Regions from separate parts of the Homo sapiens genome. Here region 2 is linked to region 1. Evidence: chromatin loops called from intact Hi-C (ENCODE). Cell type or tissue: PC-9. All regions are shown on one strand. Each heading gives the region's core, and the rest is flanking DNA. Links, peaks and the distances in the headings are about the cores only. Region 1 has its middle 75 kb from the start of PARD3-DT. Region 2 holds the start of LINC02635 (long intergenic non-protein coding RNA 2635).

Region 1 (5,374 bases), core at 70-5,069:
TCTGATTTGTGAGAGTTCTTTATAACCTTCCCATGACCTCCGCTTTTCCTTGAACTAGTATGGATGGATTCTATGATTTTTAACTCAATTATCCTTAAGATACGCTTTCCCCACCAAAAAAAAAAAAACTTTATTCACTAATTACAAGTGGACAAAGTTCCTAGGATCATATAACTTTTTTATTTTTAAGTTCAGTGGTGCGATCCTAGCTTACTGCAGCCTCAAACCCTTGAGCTCAAGTGATGTCCCTGCCTCAGCTGCCTAACTGGGACTACAGGTGTGTGCCATCACACCCAGCTAACTTAAAAAAAAATTTAGAGGCTGGGCGCAGTGGCTCATGCCTGTAATCCCAGCACTTTGAGAGGCCAAAGTGGGAGGATCACTTGAGCCCAGGAGTTTGAGACCAGCCTGGGTTACATAGTAAAACCCCGTGACTACTAAAAATAGAAAAAAATTAGCCGGGCATGGTGGTGAGCACGTGTAGTCCCAGCTACTCAGGAGGCTGAGGCACGAGAATCATTTGAACCCTGGAGACAGAGGTTGCAGTGAGCCAAGATCATACCACTGTACTCCAGCCTGGGTGACAGAGTGAGACTCTGTAAGAAAAAAAAAAAAAATTTTTTTTTTCTTTTTTTAAGAGATCCACCCACCTTGGCCTCTCAAAGTGTTTGATTACAGGTGTGAGCCACCGCGCCTGGCCTTTTTTTTCTTTTACTTTTAGAGTCAGAGTATTGCTTTGTTGCCCAGGCTGGAGTGGAGTGGTATAATCATAGTTCACTGAAGCCTCCAATTCCTGGGATCAAGCAATCCTTCTACCTCAGCCTCCCAAGTAGCTGGGCCCACAGGTGTGAGCCATCACCATGCCTGGCTAATTAGAAACTTTTTTTTTGTAGAGACGGGGTCTCACTGTATTGCCAGGCTGGTCTGAAACTCCTGCTCTCAGAAGACCCTTCTGCTTTGGACTCCCAAAGTGCTGGGATTATAGGCATGAGCCACCATGCCAGGCCCAAAAGGTTTTTTTGTTTTTTTTTTCCTGAGAAAGGGTCTCACTCTGTCACCCAGACTAGAGTACAGTGGCACAATCTTGGCTCACTGCAACCTCCACCTTCCAGGCTCAAGTGATTCTCCTGCCTCAGCCTCCCGAGTAGCTGGGATTACAGGTGCGAACCACTACCGCCGGCTAATTTTTGTATTTTTAGTAGAAACGAGGTTTCACCATGTTGGCCAGGCTACTCTTGAACTTCTGAACTCAAATTATCCACCCGCCTCAACCTCCCAAAGTGCTGGGGTTACAGGCGTGAGCCATCGTGCCCTGCCACACAGTCTTTATCAAGCTTATAAGGTCAGAGATGTGCAGATCCCTGGTTACCTCTTTGACCTCATTGCACCATTCTCCCCATCCTGTCTTGGCTTGAAAGCCCCCTGCAGCTGCCGTCCCTTACCATTTCCAGCACACCATCAGGGCCTCTGCACTTAGAGACTTCAGCCTGGACTGCCTTTCCGCAGGTAGTTGAATGACTAACCTTATGTTGTTCCCTGCTTAAAGGTCCTCTCCACCACCCTGTGGCAGACTGCCACAGTTACTACTTGAGACCATCACCACGACGGTTACTACTGTTACTACTTGAGACCCTCATTACGTCATTAAGAGACTGAACAAAAGGACGAATGTAGAAATGAAAACGTAAGACAAACTGTTTTAAAGGAAGCGGCCTGGGGAAGAAGAAGAGAGCACCCTGCTTCTAGTGAGCAAAGGCAGCAGCCCCTGGGCTTCTACAGCCCTTCGTATTTAATGGGTAGAAAGAGCAGGGAGGAGGAGGTAATGATTGGTCAGCTGCTTAATTGATCACAGGTTCATATTATTACTAACAGGCTTCAGATGTACCTAGTCACAAGAAACACTGCGCTTGGGGCGTGACTGCCCTCAGCATTCCTTCTGGGTGGCAGACACAGTTTGTCGGTCTGCCAACATTCTGCATTTTTGAGAAACAGTTTGCTGCTTACTCATATAGCCTCCAGTGATATACTGAGTTGATCACGACCCTCAATCTTTCCGCCTCCAACACCACCCCATTTAAAATATCAGCCACCAGCCACCACTCTCTATTTCCTATCCTGCTCTACTTCTTAGCATTTATCATCACCTACGTGGCAGGAGCCAAAATAGGCGATAGCTAAAATCTCAGCAACTGGGGGTGCTGAGGTGGGAGGATCCTTTGAGCCCAGGAGTTGGAGGCTGTACTGAATTATGATCGTGCCACTGCCCTCCAGACTGGGCAACAGAGCAAGACCCCTATCTCTAAAAAAAAAAAAATAATAAATATTATCACCTATATCTATGTCTATATGTAGATCTCTCTCTCTCTCTCTGTATATATATTTTTTGAGATAGAGTCTTGCTCTGTTGCCCAGGCTGGAGTGCAGTGGTGCAATCTCAGCTCACTGCAACCCCTGCCTCCTGGGTTAAAGTGATTCTCCTGCCTCAGCCTCCTGAGTAGCTGGGATTACAGGTGCCTGCCACCATGCTTGGCTAATTATTGTATTTTTAGCAGAGACGGGGTTTCACCATATTGGCCAGGCTGGTCTCGAACTCCTGGCCTCAAGTGATTGCCTGCCTCTGCCTCCCAAAGTGTTCGGATTACAGGAGTGAGCCACAACGCCCGGCCTCTTTCTGTATATATGTTTGTTTAGTTTGCCCTCCCACCGCCACCACCCCCCCCATTAAATTGTAAGCTCTATAAAAGCAGGGATCCTGTCAATTTTATTCTCTGCTGTATCTGTGGTGACTAGAACAATAAAAGGTACTCAGTAAATATTTATAACTGGAACAAAGGAAACAGGTATGTTTCAATGGGAGAGAAGAGGTCTGGTGTTGCAGAGGTAGAGGGAGTCCCTGTAGGGTCTCTCAGTTCTGCCACTAATCTCTAGCTGAGTGACTCCGCACAGGTTGTGTAACCTCTCTGAACCTCTGTCTTCATCTGTCAAATGGTGATGATAACAGTACCTGTTCACGCCTGTAATCCCAGCATTTTGGGAGGCCGAGGCGGGCAGATCACGAGGTCAGGAGATCAAGATCATCCTGGCCAACATTGTGAAACTCCATCTCTACTAAAAATACAAAAATTAGGTGGGCATGGTGGCATACACCTGTAGTCCCATCTACTCAGGAGGCTGAGGCAGAAGAATAACTTGAACCTGGGAGGCGGAGGTTGCAGTGAACCAAGATCATGCCACTGCACTCCAGCCTGGCGACAGAGCGAGACTGTCAAAACAAAACAAAGCAAAACAAAAACACACAAAAAACAGTACCCCGTGAGCTACAGAAAGTTGTTGGGGGTATTAGCTGGAGTCCTGGGTTGAGTGAAGTGCCTGGAAGTGAGAAATAGCAGCTATAGTGACTGTGTATTGTGTTAGCAGGGGAGGGGAGCCAAGACTCAGAACCCGGATGCTTAGGGGAGGGCAACCTTCCTGCAGGAAGGGAGAGGACAAGGGGGAGGTCCTGGGCAAAGCTCAGAGGCTGCAGGCAGGGTATCTGGGCTGGAGGCACAGGTTGCTGGATGATGATAGCTGGCAATCTGGGTCACATCTTTTCTTGAAAATCAGTTTTTCCTATCTCCCAACCTCATAGGGTTTCTTTGAGGATCAAGAAAATGTATTGCATACAAAGAAGCTCTCTTCAAACCATAAAGCACTGCATAAAGGCTTTTATGATGATTTCCCAATTTTGCCCATGGCTGGCTGGATAAATACATACCCGTCCTGTCCCTCTCAGCAGAAGCTGCTTTATTCCCCTGAAACTCATGTTCCTGGGGCCTGGACAGGTAGGGACATGGATGGTTATCTGCATCTCTCTCTGCTCCAAAGACCCAATTTCCCCCAATCAATTTTATGTTATTTTAAGCCTGTCTTAATATGGGCTCTTAGCAGAAAAAATGCACTTCTTCTATTATTCCTTTATCATATTATAATGCCTTTAGGAGATATTATTTACTTTTGAAAAATGGCTAGGTTTTTCTAATATAAACATTATCCTGACCTGTTGATAGAATCCCTTTGTTCAGTTTATCCTGCTAAATATATATATGACTTTGGCCCATTTTTACTCCTGTAATCCTCTCTCTAGTCTAACCTCCACAGCATCATTATGACATAAATTGTGGAACTGCTTTCTTTTACTCACCATTATTCATGCCTTCATTTGATCATTTGTTCACTCAACAAACATCTATAGAGTGCCCACAATGTGCCAGGCACTGTAGTATTGAGGTTAAGCAGCTAACCCAACAGATTTAATCATCAGAACTATGAAGGAAAATAAATCAGGGGATGGGGTCGAGGGTTTTGACTATAGGGGTTTCAACATTAACTAGGGATGGCCTGAAAGGGCTCATGTGAAGGTGACCTTTTTTTTTTTTTTTAAGCAATGAGGTCTTCCTGTGTTGCCCAGGCTGGCCTCAAACTCCTGGGCTCAAGCAATCCTCCACATCAGCCTCTCGAATAGCTGAGACTGCAGATGTGCAACACCACACTCTGCTCAAAGTGACATTTTTGTAACGATGTGAAGGAATTAGAGGACAGTTCCAGTATCTTGCAGAGGAAGTGGGAACAGCAGGTACACAGGCCCTGGGAAAATGAGTTGGGAGAGAAAACATCGAGGAAACAGAATGAGGAGGGGGCACAGTGGGAGATGCGTGCTCATGGGAGGGAATGTGCAGGGGGTCACTGTCAAGACTGACTTTCTTTCTTTTTTTTTTTTTTTTGAGATGGAGTTTCGATCTTGTTGTCCAGGCTGGAGTGCAATGGCGCGATCTCAGCTCACTGCAAACTCCGCCTCCTGGGTTCAAGCGATTCTCCTGCCTCAGCCTCCCAAGTAGTTGGGATTACAGGTGCCTGCCACCACACCCAGTTCATTTTGTATTTTTAGTAGAAACGGGGTTTCTCCATGTTGATCAGGCTGGTCTGGAACTCCTGACCTCAGGTAATCCGCCTGCCTCGGCCTTCCAAAGTGCTGGCATTACAGGTGTGAGCCACCGTGCCCGGCCAAGACTGACTTACTTTCTGAGTGAAATAGGCAGCTGTGCAGAGGTTCTGGTGTTAGGAGTGGCACAATCAGACCAACACTGTCACAGGGTCACCCTGGCTGTTCTGTTGGTGATAGTCTGAAGCAGAGCTGTTCTTCAGCCAGTAGAGACTAGAGCCTGGCATTCTTTCTGCCTTTGTTTTGTTTTGTTTTGTTTTGAGACAGAGTCTTGCTCTGTTGCCCACACTGGAGTGCAGTGGCACGATCTTGGCTCACTGCAACCTCCGCCTCCTGGGTTCAAGGGATTCTCCTGCCTCAGCCTCCCAAGTAGCTGGGATTACAGGCGCCTACCAC
Region 2 (5,374 bases), core at 234-5,233, 84 kb after region 1:
TATGACCCTTACGGTTCCCCGAGAGGAGGAACGGAGACTTTTCTTAACTGAGCCAAGCCAAGAGATAAGACCAGCTCTGGCTAAGCGGTGGCCAAGAGTATGGGCAGAAGACAACCCTCCAGGGTTGGCAGTCAACCAAGCCCACGTACTTGTAGAAGTTAAGCCTGGGGCCCAGCTGGTTAGGCAAAAACAGTACCCGGTCCCCAGAGAAGCTCTTAAAGGTATCCAGGTCCATCTCAAGCACCTAAAAACTTTTGGAATTATAGTTCCTTGTCATTCTCCATGGAACACTCCCCTCCTGCCTGTTCCCAAGCCAGGGACCAAGGACTACAGGCTGGTACAGGATTTGCGCTTGGTTAATCAAGCTACAGTGACTTTACATCCAACAGTATCTAACCCGTGCACATTGTTGGGGTTGTTGCCAGCTGAGGACAGGTGGTTCACCTGCTTGGACCTGAAAGACGCTTTCTTTAGTATCAGATTAGCCCGTGAGAGCCAGAAGCTGTTTGCCTTTCAGTGGGAAGATCTGGAGTCAGTTATCACTACTCAATACACTTAGACCCGGCTTCCCCAAGGGTTCAAGGACTCCCCCACCATCTTTGGGGAGGCATTGGCTCGAGACCTCCAGGAATTTCCCACCAGACACCTAGGCTGTGTATTGCTCCAGTACGTTGATGACCTTTTGCTGGGACACCCCACAGCAGTTGGGTGCGCCAAGGGAATGGATGCCCTACTCCGGCACCTGGAGGACTGTGGGTATAAGGTGTCCAAGAAAAAAGCTCAGATCTCCCGACAGCAGGTACGTTACTTGGGATTTACTATCCGACAGGGGGAGCGCAGCCTGGGGTCAGAAAGAAAGCAGGTTATTTGCAATCTACTGGAGCCTAAGAGCAGAAGGCAGTTGACAGAATTCTTAGGAGCTGTGGGGTTTTGTAGACTGTGGATCCCAAACTTTGCAGTATTAGCCAAGCCTTTGAGGTCACAAAGAGGGAGGACCGGGAAATTTTTGAATGAGGATCCCAACAACAGCAAGCCTTTCATGAGTTAAAGGAAAAACTTACGTCAGCCCCAGCCCTGGGGCTACCCAATCTGACAAAGCCTTTTACATTGTATGTGTCAGAGAGAGAGAAAAGATGGCAGTTGGAGTTTTAACCCAAACTGTGGGGTCTAAAGGATGGCCCATGTTTGAGGGCCTTGGCAGCAACTGCCCTGCTAGTGAAGAAGCAAATAAGCTGACTCTTGGGCAAAACCTGAACATAAAGGCCCCCCATGCTGTGACTTTAATGAATACTAAAGGACATCATTGGCTAATGAATGCTAGACTCACCAAGTTCCAAAGTTTGCTCTGTGAAAATCCCCATATAACCGCTGAAGTTTGTAACATCCTGAACCCCACCACCTTGCTCCCGGTATCAGAGAGCACTGTCGAGCATGATTGTGTAGAAGTGTTAGACTCAGTTTACTCTAGCAGACCTGACCTCCGGGACCAGCCTTGGGCATCAGTAGACTGGGAACTACACGTGGACGGGAGCAGCTTCATCAACCCACAAGGAGAGAGAGGTGCAGGGTGTGCGGTGGTAACCCTGGACACTGTTGTTGAAGCCAGATCATTGCCCTAGGGCACTTCAGCCCAGAAAGCTGAACTCATTGCTTTAATTCGGGCCTTAGAACTCAGTGAAGGTAAGACTGTAAACGTTTACACTGATTCTCCGTATGCCTTTTTAACCCTTCAAGTGCATGGAACATGATATAAAGAAAAGGGCCTATTGAACTCTGGGGGAAAAGACATAAAATATCAACAAGAAATCTTGCAATTATTAGAAGCAGTATGGAAACCCCACAAGGTGTCAGTTATGCATTGCAGAGGACACCAGCGAGCTTCCACCTTGGTGGGTTTGGGGAATTCCCTCGCTGACCCAGAGGCTCGAAAAGCAGCAACTGCCCCCTTCCGGGCATCAGTCACAGCCCCTCTGCTCCCTCAAGCACCTGATCTTGCACCTACTTATTCTAAAGAAAAGGACTTTCTCCAGGAAGATGGAGGACAAGTGATGCAGGAAGGATGGATTTGGTTACCAGATGGGAGAGTAGCTGTGCCACAGCTGTTAGGAGCTGCAGTTGTACTGGCTGTGCATAAAACCACCCATCTAGGCCAGGAGTCACTTGAAAAGTTGTTAGGCTGGTATTTCTACATCTCACATTTGTCAGCCCCTGCCAAAATAGTGACGCAGCAGTGTGTTACCTGCTGACAGCATAATGCGAGGCAAGGTCCAGCCATTCCACCCGGCATACAGGCTTATGGAGCAGCCCCCTTTGAAGATCTCCAGGTAGATTCCACAGAGATGCCAAAGTGTGGAGGTAACAAGTATTTACTAGTTCTCATGTGTGCCTACTCTGGGTGGGTGGAGGCTTATCCAACATGAACTGAGAAAGCTCGTGAAGTAACCCGTGTGCTTCTTCGAGATCTTATTCCTAGATTTGGACTGCCCTTACGGATCGGCTCAGATAACGGGCCGGCATTTGTGGCTGACTTGATACAGAAGACAGCAAAGGTATTGGGGATCACATGGAAACTGCATGCCGCCTACCAGCCTCAGAATTCCGGAAAGGTGGAGTGGATGAATCGGACTATCAAAAATAGTTTAGGGAAAGTATGTCAGGATACAGGATTAAAATGGATATAGGCTCTCCCTATGGTATTATTTAAAATTAGATGTACCCCTTCTAAAAGAACAGGATATTCCCCTTATAAAATATTAGGCCCCCTCCCATATTGCGGGGACTTCCAGGCACTCCCCGAGAGTTAGGTGAAATTGAGTTACAGTGACAGCTACAGGCTCTAGGAAAAATTGCACAAACAATCTCAGCCTGGGTAAATGAGAGATGCCCTGTTAGCTTATTCTCCCCAGTTTACCCTTTCTCCCCAGGTGATCAAGTATGGATTAAAGACTGGAATGTAGCTTCTTTGTGCCCATGGTGGATAGGACCCCAGATTGTCATCCTGACCACTCTCACCGCTGTGAAGGTAGAAGGAATCCCAGCCTGGATCCACCACAGCCATGTAAAACCTGCAGCGCCTGAAACCTGGGAGGCAAGACCAAGCCCGGACAACCCTTGCAGAGTGACCTTGAAGATGATGACAAGCCCTGCTCCAGTCACACCCAGAAGCTGACTAGTCCATGCACGGCCGAAGCATGAGGAAGCTCATCGTGGAACTCATTTTTCTTAAATTTTGGACTTGTACAGTAAGGACTTCAACTGACCTTCCTCAGACTGAGGTAGGGCAAAAAGTTAAAACAGTCTTTCTGTTTAAAAGGGACTTGTGTGTATAATGCCACCCAGTACAAGGTATGCAGCTCAGGAAGTGACCAGACTCAAGTGTGCTACAACCCAGTAGAACTACTTAATCCCCATTGGAAAACAAGAGAGTATGTAACTCTAGGAGTCAATGGAATTGGACTGGCAGGAAGACCTAGGTAATGTAGGTGGAAGTGAGAACTCCCACTAGTGAGTGAGGTTCTCAAAGGGGAGAATGAGGAGGGAAGCCATTTCTCTTACTGTCTCCTGTCTCTGAAGAACAGGAGGAAGTAAAAGTTGAAAAACAACAGGAAGGAAGTCAGTGGCAAGACCAGCCAGTGCCACTGATGACCTGGCCTGAGGTTAAAAGGTTAACCACCCCCCTCTCCTCTAACCACATGTGCTCTCAATCCATCACGACCCTTTCATGTGGAACCCCTTAGAGTTGTAAGCCCTTAAAAGGGCCAGGAACTCTGTCTTCGGGGAGCTCGGCTCTTAAGATGCGAGTCTGCCAACGCTCCCAGCCAAATAAAAACCTCTTCCTTCTTCAATCCAGTGTCTGAGGAGTTTTGTCTGTGGCCCGTCCTGCTACAGCACAATTGTAGCCCACTGTAACCTCGAATTCCTAGGCTCAAGTGATCCTCCCACCTCAGCCTCCTGAGTAGAGTAGCTAGGATTACAGGCATGTGCCACCATGCCAAGCTAATTTTCTTTAGAGACAAGGTCTTGCTATGTTGCCCAGGGTGGTCTCAAACTCCTGGGCTCTTGGCCTCTCAAAATGTTGGATTTTAGGATTATAAGCATGAACCACTGTACCCGGACTGCTCTTTCTTACAAAAAAAAGTATTTTCCCATTAGAAAATATAGTGAATTTGATAAATACAAAAAAAGGTGGAAAGACCTCTCCCTCTCCCTCTCCCTCCTCTCCCTCTCCATCTCCCCACTCCCTCTCTCTCCACGGTCTCCCTCTGATGCTGAGCCGAAGCTGGACTGTACTGCCGCCATCTCAGCTCACTGCAACCTCCCTGCCTGATTCTCCTGCCTCAGCCTGCCGAGTGCCTGGGATTGCAGGCGCACACCGCCACGCCTGACTGGTTTTCGTATATTTTTGGTGGAGACGGGGTTTTGCTGTGTTGGCCGGGCTGGTCTCCAGCTCCTAACCGTGAGTGATCTGCCAGCCTTGGCCTCCCGAGATGCTGGGATTGCAGACGGCGTCTCGTTCACTTAGTGCTCAATGTTGCCCAGGCTGGAGTGCAGTGGCGTGATCTCGGCTCGCTACAACCTCCACCTCCCAGCCGCCTGCCTTGGCCTCCCAAAGTGCCGAGATTGCAGCCTCTGCCTGGCCGCCACCCCCTCTGGGAAGTGAGGAGCGTCTCTGCCTGGCCGCCCATCGTCTGGGATGTGAGGAGCCCCTCTGCCCAGCTGCCCAGTCTGGGAAGTGAGGAGCGCCTCTTCCCGGCCGCCATCCCATCTAGGAAGTGAGGAGCATCTCGGCCTGGCCGCCCATCGTCTGAGATGTGGGGAGCGCCTCTGCCCCGCCGCCCCGTCTGGGATGTGAGGAGCGCCTCTGCCCGGCCGCGACCCCGTCTGGGAGGTGAGGAGCATCTCTGCCCGGCCGCCCGGTCTGAGAAGTGAGGAGCCCCTCCGCCCGGCAGCCACCCTGTCTGGGAAGTGAGGAGCCCCTCCGCCCAGCAGCTGCCCCATCTGGGAAGTGAGGATCGTCTCTGCCCAGCAGCCGCCCCGTCTGGGAGGTGTACCCAACAGCTCATTGAGAATGGGCCATGATGACGATGGCGGTTTTGTCAAATAGAAAAGGGGGAAATGTGGGGAAAAGATACAGAAATCAGATTGTTGCTGTGTCTGTGTAGAAAGTAGAAGACATGGGAGACTCCATTTTGTTCTGTACTAAGAAAAATTCTTCTGCCTTGGGATGGTGTTAATCTATAACCTTACCCCCAACCCCATGCTCTCTGAAACATGTGCTGTGTCCACTCAGGGTTAAATGGATTAAGGGAGGTGCAAGATGTGCTTTGTTAAACAAATGCTTGAAGGCAGCATACTCATTAAGGGTCATCACCAC

Evidence for each region. A loop is a pair of places that touch in the nucleus more often than their neighbours do. Peaks named below come from ENCODE experiments on the same cell type or tissue, not always from the same donor. Only the 100,000 strongest peaks of a DNase experiment are listed, where the experiment ranks them.
Region 2: it touches region 1 in a loop (2.1-fold over the local background); 1 of 110 quality-filtered maps calls a loop at or near these places.

Annotation. Positions count from the first base shown.
Region 1 is chr10:34,887,677-34,893,050 of GRCh38, forward strand. No RefSeq gene overlaps it. Among named protein-coding and RNA genes, the nearest start is that of PARD3-DT, 75 kb to the left of the region's middle. In PC-9, for the core only: no CTCF peak of the experiment used is centred there; a DNase peak (open chromatin) is centred at 2,025; H3K27ac peaks cover 372 bases.
Region 2 is chr10:34,971,734-34,977,107 of GRCh38, forward strand. It overlaps LINC02635 (long intergenic non-protein coding RNA 2635), which reads left to right and starts at 1,285. Exons shown (of 2, transcript XR_001747419.1): 1 at 1,285-2,355; 2 at 2,440-3,845. In PC-9, for the core only: a CTCF peak has its summit at 2,731; a DNase peak (open chromatin) is centred at 2,238; H3K4me3 peaks cover 676 bases; H3K27ac peaks cover 585 bases.